2 separate regions of the Homo sapiens genome follow, and region 1 is linked to region 2. A link is a loop called in an ENCODE intact Hi-C map of the cell type or tissue named here. Cell type or tissue: Caco-2. All regions are shown on one strand.

Evidence for each region. Hi-C counts contacts between places; a loop is a spot of excess contacts. Peaks named below come from ENCODE experiments on the same cell type or tissue, not always from the same donor. Only the 100,000 strongest peaks of a DNase experiment are listed, where the experiment ranks them.
Region 1: it touches region 2 in a loop (4-fold over the local background); 3 of 110 quality-filtered maps call a loop at or near these places.

The regions. Positions count from the first base shown.
Region 1 is chr7:138,662,382-138,664,881 of GRCh38, reverse strand. It overlaps SVOPL (SVOP like), which reads left to right. Exons shown (of 16, transcript NM_001139456.2): 5 at 1,737-1,808. Among named protein-coding and RNA genes, the nearest start is that of SVOPL, 38 kb to the left of the region's middle. In Caco-2, no CTCF peak of the experiment used is centred here; DNase peaks (open chromatin) are centred at 1,071 and 1,915.
Region 2 is chr7:138,737,846-138,740,345 of GRCh38, reverse strand. ATP6V0A4 (ATPase H+ transporting V0 subunit a4) reads left to right here. Exons shown (of 22, transcript NM_020632.3): 15 at 713-806. Among named protein-coding and RNA genes, the nearest start is that of SVOPL, 38 kb to the right of the region's middle. In Caco-2, a CTCF peak has its summit at 1,445 (motif pointing right); a DNase peak (open chromatin) is centred at 1,435.

The DNA.
Region 1 (2,500 bases), 75 kb after region 2:
GGGGAAAGGTCGAGGGCGGGAGTTGGGGAGAAGGGTCGAGGGCGGGGGTGGGGGGAAGGGTCGAGCGCCGGGGTGGCGGAGGAGGAAGAGCTGGGGGTGAGCAGCAGCAGCGTGCGGGGGAGGGGGGAAGGGCGCAAGAGAGGATCAGGGGTCAGCGGCACACCCATGGAGGATCAGGGGTGCGCCCGATGGAGGGTCAGGGACGCTGGAGAGTTAGGCGCGCGCCCGATGGAGGATCGGGGGTGCTGGAGATTAGGCGCGCATCTGGTGGAGGGTCAGGGGCGTGCCCGATGGAGGATTAAAGGCGCTGGAGGGTTAGGCGCGCGCCTGATGGAGGATTAGGGGTGCTCGAGGGTTAGGCGCGCGCGCCCGATAAAGGGTCAGGGGCTTGCCCAGTGGAGGATTAGGGGCGCTGGAGGGTTAGGCGCCCGCCTGCTGGAGGATACGGGGTGCCAGAGGGTTAGGCACGCGCCCAATGGGTCAGAGGCGTGCCCGATGGAGGATTAGGGGCGTTGGAGGGTTAGGCGCACGCCCGATGGAGGGCCAGGGGTGTGTCCGATGGAGGATTAGGGGTGCTGGAGGGTTAGGCGCGTGCCCGATGGGAGCTCAAGGACGCTGGAGGGTTAGGCGCGCGCTAGGTGGGGCGCGCGAGGGAGGCAGGACGTCTTCCAGGTAGAAGGTGGGGGAGGGGGAGGGCAGGGTAGGGTGCACAAGAAGGGGGCACCACTGAGGATCGTTGGGGGCGAGTGAGGGAGGCAGAGGGAGAGCTGGAGCCCCAGCGAGCGGACAGGTTTCTGTCTCTGCAGTCTGTCAAACAGGGTTACGGAACGTTTCTGTCCTAGAAAGTGTAGCGTGCAGGACCCAGTCGTGGCTTTTGTCGTGCAAGAATATATATGATGAATTTTTCATGGTTCAGTGTGGGAGAAATGCATTTCAGTCTTCCCTCTAAAGAGTGAAGGAAGGAGAAAAAAAGCAGAACAGCGACAGCGAAAGGGAAACAGAGCTGTTTCTGGTTTGTTTTGTTTTCCCCTAGAAATGCGAGCTGACAGCATTCCTTTGATTGCCCTGGAGGCCGTCAGTCAGGGCTGCAGTGAAGCCTGAACTTCTTGAAGGCAGGAAAATAAGGAGCCCAGAGGCACAGACAGCAGCTGAGGTCTCAGGCCAAGTTATAATAAATAAAACCCTAGTGTCAAATCCCAGGTCCTTGAATTTTATCAGGGGAGGACAGGCCATTGTGAGAACGAGTAAGGAAAAGAAGTAGGTGTATCTTAGGACTTATGAATGTTCTGAAGAGTTTTTTAAATGAGTGATTGGATTTGGTGTTTAAAGTTATGTCTATTTGTAATAACATAAAGGGAGACTGCTTCTAGTGGCCCCAATTTGTGTACTGTATAAGGCAGCGCATGAACAGACAATTTTAAAAATTACAGTGGAAATTCACAAGTACACATCTGAATAGAGTGGAGCCGAAGCCGTCCTCTAGCAACAAGCGGGCGGCAGAGGACCCCGTTTCCACCTGGGGCAGGATCTGCCTTGTTAGGCTCCCACCAACAGGGAGCTGAAATCCTGAACATGAAGGGCCTCAGGGGCAAGCAAGACCAACGTGAAACCCTGTTCTTTAAATTAACTTCCATCCCTCCCGTATTTCCAGCCTACTTCTAGTGAAAATGGCTAACGGGGTAAAGTAACATGTAAAACCTGCTTAGAGAACCGTTTTATCTCGCTCCCACTTGCAGATGGTGTTTTTTGGCTACATGGTTTTCAGTATCCTCTTTGGCCTCCTGGCTGACAGATATGGCCGCTGGAAGGTAGGTGGGGCCTCACAGTAGCATTTGGAATTGTCTTTTGTGTATTCTTTTGGGGGCAACCTTATCACTGTTTCTCTTTAGTAGGCATCTCCCTCCCAATACCCAAGATAGAAAATGCAGACATTTCCCTCCCTGATGGAACATTCCAGGCTTATCTTCTGGACATTTTTCTCAGGGTACCTGTGCCTGCAGCTGTTCCTCTGCAGTCCAGGTGTGGAGTAAAAGGAGATGCGGGTATTATAGAGTTCTAAGAAATCTCTACCCAGAAGGATTAAAGGAAGGAAGGCCGCTAAGTGGCTCTATTTGAACTTTTAAAGGTTGGGACTTAGAAGCAGTCATGGGTTGGTTAGATGCCCCCACCACGTCCAGTTTACTGTGGTGGTGTTGAGAACAGAGGTCTGATATCAGTGGGGGCACACATCTGTTCTCCATTTATCCATATCTTCGCTTCTAATGAGTTAATAAGGGGAATGGAAAAGGCCCCTTAGCCCTTCAGAGCAGCCCTATTGGGAGGTTTTTTCCTCTGGTTTTCATTTAAATGACTAGTCCACTGCTGCAACAGCAAGCTCAGAAGAAGCTGTTCTTTCAGGACTATGTGTCATGAGTGAGTGTCCATAAAGTCTCTAACCCCCCAGAGCACCCAAGTAGGTTGGGAGGGAGCAAGTCTCCCTTAATTTTGGGGCAAGAAAACT
Region 2 (2,500 bases):
TTTAGAGTTAAGTTTCATAGCAGTTGAGGTGTATATGTGAAAAAACAATCCATCCTTCAGAAGCAGCCCCAGTGTTCCCTGGGGAGACTTCCCAAGCATGTCCCTGGGCTGGGGTTTCTTTCCTGTGTGCTCCCAGCATCCCTGCTTTCTACCTCATTTCTGATGTGGTACAAATCCTGATCTCCCTTCCTTTTCCTTCCCTTTCCCCTTCTGTCCCCTCTCCCCCTTCTCCCTTTTTTTTTTTTTTCCTTTCAACAGAGTCTCACTCTGTTGCCCAGGCTGGAGTGCAGTGGTACAATCATGGCTCACTGCAGCCTTGACCTCCCAGGCTCAAGGCAGTCCTCCTGCCTCAGCCTCCCAAGTAGCTGGAACTAAAGGCATGTGCCACCACAACCAGCTGGTCTCAAACTCCTGGACTTAAGGGATCCTCCCACCTCAGGCTCCCAAAGTGCTGGGATTATGAATGTAAGCCACTGCTCCCGGCCCTGAGTTTCTTTACTATAGCACATCAGGCTGAGATCTCTTTGCAAACTCAGATTGTAGCCTCAGTGTTTAGGACAATACTTGATGTGTAGTAGATATTGAACCAACCAAAGTGATGAATTGCACCAGTAGTTGGACTTTGATGGGCAAGTTCGTGACTGGTGGTATTATAGTATCTTTTCTGCCCCGGTTGATCATTGTTTGTTTTTCTCCTTTTCTCCCTCTAAAGTACTCATGTAATGGAGGAAAGTCTATATCTGCAGCTGGACCCAGCCATACCAGGAGTGTATTTTGGAAATCCATACCCGTTTGGGATTGATCCGGTAATAATGTCTTCTTGGGTTAAATATTTCTTATGTGAACTATCTTGAGGAGACCTCTGGAGAGAGAAGAAAAGGCCAACAAAGCCTGTCAAATCAACAAACTTGTGTTGAGATAAAATAACTTCTGCTGACGTTTTTGTGACACATAGAGCCAGAGTCAAGTAAAAGTTCTGTCTACACCTTCTACCCAGCCCCATTTTCCATACAGTCCCCCAAACGTCTGCCTCTTTCTCCATCAATCATATCCCTGGTGGTTAATAACTGCTTCTTTAAAAGGCACTTGGTTGCCTGGGGAGTATGCATATTACATGAGCTATTTAGCGTCCTAATCAAGTTTAAGTTCCCTGCTTTGTATTTTCTTGCAGTGGGAAACATTTCCCTTTTTTCTAAAAAAGTGTGGATTTACTTTTATGTTTGCTTTGTTTTACTGCATAGAATTGACGCTTTTTAAAAAAGGTATTTGCTTCATTTTATGTTTGTTATATCTATCTCAGTCAGCTAGATTTGAGCTAAGCAAAACGATACTTCCTCGCAGCCTGTAGATATAAAGCGGTTTTGAGGAGATACAACACATGCCCGTTCATGTAAAGCTGTTCATTTCTATTGGCCCAGTGCATGCTGCCACCAGGTGGCGGCCTTGTGCTCCAAATGAGCGTGAGTAGTCTGAAATTGAACCTGGCAAATGCTGTCCATGTTTCTTCTAAGCTCTTTCTTTATGGGAGAGAACCTGAGACCTCCGTTTTCGTTGCTGACAATTAGGAGTAAATAGTACTAGCCCTAAAACTGGTTTCCAGTCTCTCCCATCTTACAGGTCACCTCCTCTTAAGTTTTCCTGTGTCATTCCGCTATCGCCCGCCTCCCTGCCCTTATAAAAACATGAATTTTGCCCAGGATTTGTTTATACTTGCCACCCAGGGACACTTGCATTCTAAGTTTTATCAAAAGTGGTAAAGTCCTTGAAGGCTGGTGTGTAAGTTGCAAAGTGCTAAAAACTAATTTGAATTTTTGTGGCCTGCAAGACGTTGTCCTTGGTCAAAGGAATTTCATGTTTAGTAAGCAGGTGGAGAAGGAATCTAGACGGGGATGATCTTAGGGTCTGGTTGATCTTCCTTTGTTTGGAATCTCATTGCTCCAATGGTCTCGTCTCTCCCCTCCACAGCCCACAGTTAATTCATCAGCAAATCCTGCCTGTCCATTTCTGCTCCTCAGACAGAGTGGAGCTACGGTATTTCACATTGCAGAACTGAGTGATCCTGAGTTTCTACTCTGATGCAATTTTGTCATCTGCCCACAAGTTAGAAAAGAAAGAAAATATGTCAGGGTGAAAGAGAATGTGGGATATTGAAAATAATGAAATCTGTTCCTAGTAACATTTAGAATTTTGAAAATTTCTGGTCTTTCTATCCTAAAATAATACATATATATGATTTAAAAAAATCTATACCACACAAAATATTATATAAAGAAAAGCAGGAGTTGGCCAGATGTGGTGGCTCATGCCTGTAATCCCAGCACTTTGGGAGGTTGAGGCGGGTGGATCACTTGAGGTCAGGAGTTCGAGACCAGCCTGGCCAACATGGTGAAACCTTGTCTCCACTAAAAATACAGAAATTAGCTGGGCATGGTGGCACACACCAGTAGTCCCAGCTACTTGGGAGGCTGAGGCAGGAGAATTGCTTTAACCTGGGAGGTGG